Linked DNA regions of Homo sapiens: region 2 is linked to region 1. A link is a contact called in ENCODE Hi-C data. All regions are on one chromosome and are shown on one strand. Each heading gives the region's core, a stretch centred on a gene start or an enhancer-like site at or near the end of the contact. The rest is flanking DNA. Distances are from core to core; before and after follow the strand shown.

Region 1 (4,960 bases), core at 1,056-3,555:
GGTAAAAGTCATACTGAAATTCTGAATGCTTCATGGTAAACATACCTGAAAAGCCTGCTTCTACTGGATCTTCTCTTTCTTTTTGACTCTTAGTTTCAATGAAAAATGAAGAGCTTCTACTTATTGTAGAAGTCTTGATAATTTAGAACAATAAATAACAGTATGGAAGCAATTGACAGACAATTGTTTTCACAATGCTAACCAGGGTTTCCAAGTTGAACTATTTAACCCCAAATTTAAACAAAGCAGGCGTCTTTGTTTTAAGTGATAACACCTGTGCACAACCTGATGCCTGGTTGGACTAATAATTAGAAATAATATAGCAATTATTTATTGAATGCTTACCATGTGCTATTCATTGTACCCCAAATTTTAGTGTGTTATCTCATTAATTCTCATAGCAACACTATAAGGTAGATTTTTTTCCCCATTATAGATTAGAGAACCAAGTTTAGAATAGTTAATGTCAGGGTTAACTTACCTAAGGCCATGCAGTTAGTAACTAGAAGACTAAGTCTTTCTGACCCCAAAATCCCTTTGCCCATGTGCTTTTTTTGCTTGACTTCTTTGTTCCTTAGATAATCTTATTTTATTTATTTTTAAATAATAATAATATGGACTCAGTAAGATTATGTAGGGCACTGTATAGGTAGGAAACTGTTTAAACACGTATTTATATATAAAATGATAGAGCTGAATTTGATTATCCTCACACATCTATTAGTCTATAAATTGATGTCAAGAAATAGAGAATTTCAGCCAAGCAGGAATTTCTCTGAGAGAGGTTTGGTAATATTCATGGAGTCTAAAAAAAGGGGGAAAGAAACCAGGTTGGCAAACAAACAATAAAGGGACTAAAAAGGGGTGCCTTTTCTATGTAAAATCAAGAAATTAGAAAACTTCCTATTTTAACACATTATTAAAAATCACTTATTTTCTCATGATTTTCATTATAACAAAAAATCAAATCCAGAATCCTTTAGCAGGCATTCAGGATGCAGGGCCTCCTGATGCCAGAGTTAATAGCTTGTGATGAGAAACTGGCTGCCATGATCATATGTGGTTTGTGGGATCAGAAGTATGTTTGGTGTACTCATTTTCTAAATTAAATCTGTCCGGTCTGGATATCAGAAAGTAGGTTATCATTGATAATTCATTATCATACGTCTCAAATGATATTCCATGGAAGCCTTGGCCTTTTAAGATAGATAACAAAATAGTAGTAAATATTATCATTAGGTAAAAAAGGGGACGGCTCTGTGCCTTGGATATCTGTAGTAGGACCATTATCATTGTAGGAATGTGTTGAGAGAAGCTATTGGCATGCTAAAAATACACTACTTTAATAATAATCCATGCATAAAGGACCAAGAGAGAAGATATGGCAGAGAACTAATGAATTCTGGATCTTTTCCATATTTACCATTTCCACCAAAAAAATTAAATGCCGAATATTAAATTATAATGTTTAAACATAAAAAGTGAAATCTGTAATGTTAAAATGAACTTGAATCATGTAAATGTTAAATTTTTATTTAAAATGCGTCTCATTTTATTTATATTCAAAACAGATGCATGATTTTAAATACAGGGCGGTTGTAATATTCTAAGCACATATTTTAGGGACTTCCTCCCTTTTCCAAATCTCACTCAAGTGGAACATACACTCATTTCTGTAACAAAAATTCTTTCTACTCTATTGGCAAAATGAATAGCATCAACTCAAAATATTTAAAAATTTAGTCACATCCACATCCTGCAGCCTATAAGGAGCTTTCACGCTTTTGGGCTCGCTTTAGATCTTTAATACCCTTTCCTTTTGTGTCAAGGAGCTCACGAGGCGTAAAGAAGCACTGATAAACCCACTTAGATCCCTTCCTGGGCCGTCACCTCTCGCTGCCAAGCGGCTTTAGGTGGTAACTGATCTGTGACAGGCTGCCAGTCAAACAGAGCATTTCTGAAAGCTGACACAAAAGACTGAACGCTGGAGAATGGATAGGAAAAATAAGAAAAGGACCCAAACTGTATCAGTGCCCCCCACTCATCTCGGTCTGTTCCTCTTCGCTACCGCCCCCACCCTCTGGCCCACCCCTACCCTCCCTAACCTTTTTTGGTTGGTTTTTCTCTCTTTTCTTTTCTCATCCTCTTCCCTCCCAACCGCCCGCCTCCTCCCTCCCCCAGTTCCCTTTCCCAGAGCACAGCCTTTCCCCCCTGCTCTCTCTGGCTGGCTCCTTCTTAGTCAGGTTCATGGCAGGGGCAGCGTAGAGTGGAGAGATAGAGATCAGCAGCCCTTCCAAGCGGGGACTGCCCCAGTGCACTGCTGATAATAGAGGCAGAAGTGAGAGTGACAGTCAGATGGAAACTGACACAGGCCTTCTGTCAATGCCGCAGCTGCCCGTGGGACTGAGGAGGAAAGAGAGAGAGAGGGAGGGAGGGAGTTGAGCTGAAATGTCAGTGCCGATAACTGCACCAGCTCGCTATTTTTCTATGTAGGTGTCGTTCTATTCCACATGTGAGGCAAGGTTTTTTCCAACTCCGCAGCGCTTGCTGTTTCTTCTTGGCTGCTGTGAGTGTGTGAAGGAGCAGCTTACTTGGTGAAATCCTCACTTAATTTCTTCTGGTGCTGTGGAGCCCCGTTGTGTGATTGTGTTTGACAGTTTTTGTTCTCACAGCCTTTTGAGCATTTTAAAGATTGATAAATCTTGTCATATGAGAACCCCGAATGATGCCCGAATATTTCACATTCTTACAGCTGTAGATCGTTTCTGTATTTTCCTACATTAAAATAAGGCAAGAAAATATTAACTGAGAAATATGGGCAGTGACTCATTTTTCTGCCCAGGAGAAGGTTATGCTGAAAATGTCCCCAACAACAGACTTTTTATCTTGACTTTGGGACCTCTCTGGAGAGAACTTTAGGGTAGCTCTTCTTGTGTAATTAATTGTTTTCTTGAATTTTAAGAGTCGTAGTGGTACCATTGTTTATCAATAGATCCCATATTTCTATTTCTGAAGGTGAACTATTTTTAAATAAAATGACCAAAATGTATCTCTCTTTCTCTCTCTCTCTTTCTCTCTCTCTCTCTCTCTCTCTCTCACACACACACACACACACACCACACACGAAATAAAATAACAGTGACTGATGGTAACTATAGTTTCAGTTATACAACAAAGTGATAAAATCCATGAAGATACTTCAGTTCTGCTGAATCTCTACTTAACATCTCCAGTGGTTCAGAATCTCTACAAGGCTAGTAGCAGCTTAAAGTTTGAAGGATTTTTGTAACCCAAAAAATCAGGATCACCTGACATTTTACCCTGAGCTCAGTCCATTACAAATCATTTCTTCTTTTCTTTTTGAGAAAGTTACCAGCTGGGATCTTCTTTCTTGGCTATACTAAGGGCAAACCAAAAATCTGCACTAAAAGGGATGGGTGCAGATGAACTCATTTCACTATTGCGTATTTAAATAAAGGTAAGTGATAATAAACATGTTAGGTGATAGGTGATATAAAGATTATTATCCTGACAATCACCTCTTTCTAGGATGTTGCATTATGGAAGCATTGTGAGACACAGACACACACACACACACACACACACACACACGAGGGAGGGAGGAAGCAAGGGAGAGAGAAGATATCCCATGGGGGAATATTGATTATTTTTAATAGCCTGATTTAGCTTCTCAATTTAGTTTTTATGTCTTTTTCCTCTTAAGTAGATCTTTCAGGTGTATGTTTTATTCAAATTACAGTGCACCAAGGAGTATAGCTCAAGACAAAGTGAAATTATGTGGATTTAGAAAAAAAGGATCAAAATTATGGTTAGAAGAACTATATACATTTATAATTTTGCAGTACTGATATTTTATTTGATAGCATCTGTCAGAAACCATTAATCAAGTATCTGTATTTACATGGTGCTATACAACATTATGCAAATGGAGAGGCAAGAAAAGCAAGCCTAGGCTACCAGGGAGCTTTTTTCTCTAAGACATATAGAATTAACAAAGTTTTACACACAAGGCACAAAGACTAGAAGACAGCCACTAGCTAAGTGTATAAACTAAATTAACAATTGCATGCAAATAACATTCTATGCCAATGGGTCAGTGAAGAGAGTAGAGGGAACAGTTAGAATCATCATAGAAGTGTACGATGTAGAGAGAAGCAAGAAATGGGAAGGTTTTATGGACAAGATAAGATTTCAGGAGTTTCTTGAAATAAGGAGAAAAGGAGGAGTTATGAACCATTTCTTTCCATTCACAATAAATGCAGTCCTTTCTCAAGGATCTTTTCTCAATCCTTGGCCCTTGGCCTTTAACTTGCTTTTTGAAATGGAGATGACATCTCTGTTAGAGAGGTCAGAGTGAAAATTTTAGCCGTAAAGGCATCAGCACCAAACACTTATTGATGCATACTAAATGCTAAGTACTACTGTAGATGTCATTAAATTCATAACCTCCTCAGTCTTCCCAATGACGCTATGAGCTAAGTATTATTAACTTCATTTCACAGGAGAGGAAGGTAAGGCTAAGAGATGTGAAATACATATTCTCAGGAATATGTAAGTAATAGGGCATAACAGTCCTTCAACTCAGGCCATCATACCTCACATGTTTTGCTTTAATCATGACACATCCATACTTATCCAGTCTTCATGAGACTCCTGTGAGGTTGAGCAAAAGCAACTGTAATTATTTCAATGGTCTGCAAAGAACTCAAACTGTAGTTGAAAATTAGACCTTGCTACTAAGCTTCTTCAGTTTCCAGTAAGGCTTTGGATATTCCTTTATATAATGGTTCTATACAAACCATAATTGAGCAAACACTTGGAATCAGCTAGAAATATTAGGTGAAAGATATTTTTGGATCCCATTCAGAGTTTGTGATTCAAAGGTCTGGAATGTGTTCAAGAATTTACTTTTTTTTTTTTTTTTGAGACAGAGTCTCAC
Region 2 (4,960 bases), core at 1,649-4,148, 1.1 Mb before region 1:
TCACGCTAAGTGCTGAGGAACTTTCAGGAGTTCCTTTAGGAGCTCAGGATATTGAGAGATGCAGTAAATAAGTTAATAAACTACAATATAACTTTTCTTGCTATTAGAGGCATCTAAATAAAGAAATGTGGAAACACAACATATACAATAACTGTAGGAGTTTAAAAGGTTTCATTGAAGACTTTAAAGCTGGGATACCATGAAGAAATATGTTACAAAATAATATGCGGGGATGAGGGTCGGGGGCGTGGGGAAGTGGACAGGCAATCCAGTAAAGACATGGGGTCCTGAAAGGGCTTGGCAAGGCTAGGATACAGCAGACTATTCTCCATGTGTTGTGCAGCGGCAGAGATGTGCAGCTCCAGTCTGACTGTGAGAGTCTTACATAGGAAGCAAGAAGTTTGGCTGCCAAGTGATCACATACTGCCCTATACTTCCCCTATTGTTAGAATTTCCACACTTTTATTGTAAGTACTTATCTTTTTAATCTGCTTCATTAGATTTCAAAATTGTTACGGCCAGACCATGTCTTCCTTATCCACCACTGTGCTCCATGGCATCTGATAGAGAATTAATAAATATGTGTTTTAGGAATGAATGTTTCTGCTTGTTTTGAAGCTTGATGCTCTCTGGAACCACACTACCTACCACCTTCCAAACTACCTCTTTGACTTCTGGTGTTTTCCCTCTTGGTCCATAATCAGGTAGCCATTGTCATTTTCTAGCAGTACTTAGTGGAAGGTTTTATGACTGAGTTCCTGTCTTTTAAATAAAGCTGGGGAATTTAATAGACAATTACGTTTATGGCATTGGATTTGAGTTGCCCACAGTAATGTACTTAGATGGAAAAGAAATTGAAATAGCTCCCCTTTACCAACTCTATCAATATATGATTAAAAGGAATATTTTTATTTTTTAGTTTTTAATTTTTGTAGGTACATAGTAGGTGTATATATTTATGGAGTACATGAAATATTTTGATGCAGGCATACAGCATGTAATTATCACATCAGGGTAAATGTGGTATCCATTACCTCAAGCATTTCCTTTGTGTTACAAACAATCCACTTGTACTTTGTTTTTTAAAATGTACAATTGAATTATTATTGACTGTACTTCCGGAAAGGTGTCCCAATCCAGACCCCAAGAGAAGGTTTTTGGATTTCATACAAGAAAGAATTGAAAGCAAATCCATAAAGTGAAGCAAGTTTATAAAGAAAGCAAAGGAAAAAAAAAATGGCTATTCCATAGGCAGAGCAACGGCTTGAGCTGCTGGCCTAAGGATACCTATAGTTATTTCTTGATTACAGCTAAACAAGGGGTGGATTATTCACAAGTTTTCCAAGGAAAGGTGTAGGCAATTCCCAGGGCTGAGAGTTCCTCCCCATTTTAGACCCATATAAGGTAACTTCCAGACGTTGCCATGGCATCTGTACACTGTCATGGCACTGGTGGGGGTGTCTTTTAACATGATAATGAATTATAATTAGCATATAATGAGCAGTGAAGACGACCAGAGGTCACTGTATTCATCATCTTGGTTTCTGGTGGGTTTTGGTTGGCTTCACTACTGCAACCTGTTTTATCGGCAAGGTCTTTATGACTTGTTTTTCCTGCCTGTGGACCTTCTATCTCACTCTGTGACTAACCTCCTGGGAATGCAGCCCAGTAGGTTTCAGCCTTATTTTACCCAGCCCCTATTCAAGATGGAGTTGCTCTAGTTCAAACGCCTCTGACAACTAGTCACCCTGCTGTGCTATCAAATACTTGATATTATTCATTCTTTCTAACTGGAATAATATTTTTTAAATAGTAAAGAGTGAGATACATGAACTCCAAATATCTGAGACAGGTCACAATCAACTCAGAAAGTTTATTTAGCCAAAGTTAAGAACTTGCATCCATGACATGGCACAGATCCTGACAACATGCGCCCAAGGTGGCTGGGGCACAGCTTGGTTTTACACATTTTAGGGAGACATGGGGCAGCAATCAATATATGTAAGATAAACATTGGTCTGATCTGGAAAAGCGGGGCAACTCCAAGTGGGGAGGAAGTTCCAAGTCATAGGTAGATAACAGACAGTTGCATTCTCTTATGAGCCTCTCCAAATGAGGCAATCAGACATGCATTTATCTCAGTGAGCAGAGGGGTGACTTTGAATAGAATGGGAGGCAGGATTCCCTAAGCAGTTCCCAGTATGACTTTTCCCTTTAGCTTAGTGATTTGGGGGTCCCATGATTTATTTTCAATTCATAAGATATAAAAAAGATATAAAAAAGAAAGGTACACCTGAGTAAATATCTACTCAACAGGGAAGCAGGATACATGTTCTCTTTGCTTTCCCTGTTTCCTTGATAGCCATGCACCTTATGTTTATATTCCTCATTATTTGATGAAGTTAATCATTGCAATAAGAGAAATACGAAAGACTCTAGAACTCTAGACACGAAAGCAATTATACAGCCTTTATGACACGCAAATTTATTCACTCTGTAAAAAAAAAGTAATTACTTTCGGTAGGGTCTCCCATGTATCTTCCAAAAGGCAGACTGCTCTGGGTGCATGTAAAAATTAACACGATACCCTATACAAAAGGGAATGCTCAGAGTTAACAGCTAGAGAAGAGAGGCGCCAATCTTAGACACAGGCTTATTCCTCCGCACCCTCCCCCAAAACAAATGGAGGACAGAAGAAAAAAGAAAAGTAGTTAATACAACTATTACTCTACGGAAATATTAGGGGTAGCGCAAACAAAGTTCTGACACTAAACTTTACTGAGCCCTGCATCCTGCCCACGACCCCCCCAGAAACACCTACGCACCACTCTCCTAGCCGCCGCAGCCCCGCCAGTCTCGCCGGGAGGAACCCCCAGCGCCGCGGTACAACCACGGCACTTCCGCCCGCCCCCCGCGCCTCGGGCGCAAGCGTTTGGTGTGTCTGCGTCGGGGGCGGAGCCTCTTGTCCCTCTGCGCGGCCCGTTCCGCCTCTCTTCTCCCACCGCCTGTCGGCTGACGTGTCTGCAGTTCCTCCGCGTCTACTGCGAGTCAGGCCGTGATGGCGGACGCCTGGGAAGAGATTAGGCGGTTGGCGGCCGACTTCCAGCGGGCGCAGTTCGCCGAGGCCACGCAGAGGTGCCCGACCCTCCCTCTCCTTTGTGGAGCCCAAATTAGGCCGTGGGCGGACACGCCTGTATCTGGGACTTTAGACCCGCGGCCCTGCATCCCGGGTCTTCTCGCTGCTTGTCACCATTCTCTCCTCCTCCCTCTGTCCCGAGCCTGGATCGCAGTTCCAAGTCCAAGGCTCGGCGGGAAAGTCCTCAGCCTAGGACGCCCTGGAGCCCCCCAGCCCAGCTGCAGCGAAATGCTGGCGCGCCCCGCCCCACCATGGACGGGGCCGGTGATTTCGAGCTGCCTTTATTGAGCATTTCTTTGACCCTCCCTCACCCACCAACCACCAAATCACTGTGACATCTTGGCTATTATACACTTCCTGATCTAGAATGAGCTCGAAAGGAGAGGCTAACCCCCGCCCCCAGTACAGTACTTGGCAAATAGTATGTTGATCCTTAAAACTTCTTGCCCTTTTATCTCTCGTAACAGACCTAGGGCTAGACCCCTGACCCCATCTGTTATTCAGGGCACTGACATTTTCTACAAGCCCACTAACCTTTGGAGGATGTGTCCAGAGGAGCCTAACTCTGCTTTTTAAAAATAACGCTAATAGAAGCCTTTCTATTCTTTGACTACTTCCTACCTGCGATGTTTTATTCCTTTTGAGCCGGAAGACAGCAATCCCCTTATGCTGTATTTTCTACCACTGATAGCAAACTCGTAACTGCATGGGTAACTAACGTGGGTAAAAGTTATGGTTTCACTAGGCCACATCCCCTGCCTGCTTGCAGACCATGTGTGTAAGTGAGGCAATTATGCACTTAATTTAAAAGAAAATTCTGATTAAACTGGAAATTAGGGCATTTTTTGTTTTGTTTTGTTTTGTTTTTTCTTTTTTCCTACCTAAATAAATGTCTTCAATTTTCCCTTCAGATTTGAAGATTGGAAGCAGGCCTGTAAGAGACAACAGACTTGAAATTTGTGATGGGATGATGTGTACCAATTAAATAAATGATTTAAGCATATGTAAACCTACTTACTCTGAAAGGTTTTTTTTTAACTTATTGAATCAGTTAGTGAAAAATACAGATATTGTGATGTAGAAGTTAGTGACTAAACAAACTTTTTAAAAGCCTGTTTTCATACATTGTATTAATTTTATTGAGCGCCAATGTCTCAAGTGGACTTTTGAAACAACTTTTTTTCTTTCCCTCAGGTTGTCCGAGCGGAACTGCATTGAGATTGTTAATAAATTGATTGCTCAGAAACAGCTAGAAGTAGTTCATACACTCGATGGAAAGGAATATATTACTCCAGCCCAAATTAGTAAAGAAATGAGAGATGAGCTACATGTCCGAGGTGGTAGGTAATTCTTTAGTGTTTTTTTTTTTCTTGGATTTTTGGAAGGGGCAAAACAAACAAACAAAACCCGTAAACATGTAATTGCATACTAAATTATAGATTGTAAGATATCGTTTTCAATTGTTAATTTGATAATCAGGCTTAATATTTTTACTGGGTTCATGCAAACATGGTCATATAATTTAAATGAACTCAAATGTTGTCACTTAAAATATTTTATCATTTTGAGTTATGTGTACTATACATGAATTAATTGTTTCTTTTTACAATTCATTAATTTATTGCATGACTCAGGGAAGGGTATTCAGCTGCCTTTTATTAGGTGGTAATTGTGAAGGGGGACAGTATCTTACAGGATTATAGATTTTTGAAAATCAAGGCTGTATTTCTTTTTAAGGCTTACTTGTACTTACAAATTAGGTAACTCAATCCAGTGTGGTGCTACACCAATCATATTGTATGAAATGCTGTTAAAAACACGCAC

The links. A loop is a pair of places that touch in the nucleus more often than their neighbours do. Pooled maps may share reads with other maps.
Region 2: a loop to region 1 is called in a map with no recorded cell type, with 18 times the contacts of the local background. The contact joins the promoter of UFL1-AS1 here to the enhancer-like site in region 1. A Hi-C loop is called at or near these places in 3 of 37 single-sample maps with no recorded cell type and 2 of 50 pooled maps.

The regions. Positions count from the first base shown.
Region 1 is chr6:97,667,031-97,671,990 of GRCh38, forward strand. All of the region lies in intron 3 of LOC101927314 (a long non-coding RNA gene), which reads left to right. Among named protein-coding and RNA genes, the nearest start is that of MIR2113, 360 kb to the right of the region's middle. RefSeq lists an enhancer at 1,179-2,037. Within about 2 kb of position 2,306, at least 5 of the 41 ENCODE cell types and tissues checked have a DNase peak (open chromatin) inside an H3K27ac peak, as active enhancers do.
Region 2 is chr6:96,518,816-96,523,775 of GRCh38, forward strand. UFL1-AS1 (UFL1 antisense RNA 1) reads right to left here and starts at 2,899. Exons shown (of 4, transcript XR_007059687.1): 1 at 1-2,899. It overlaps UFL1 (UFM1 specific ligase 1), which reads left to right and starts at 2,991. Exons shown (of 19, transcript NM_015323.5): 1 at 2,991-3,135; 2 at 4,331-4,476. The coding sequence starts at 3,059. RefSeq lists enhancers at 834-1,707, 1,708-2,579, 2,580-3,451, 2,596-2,785, 3,452-4,323.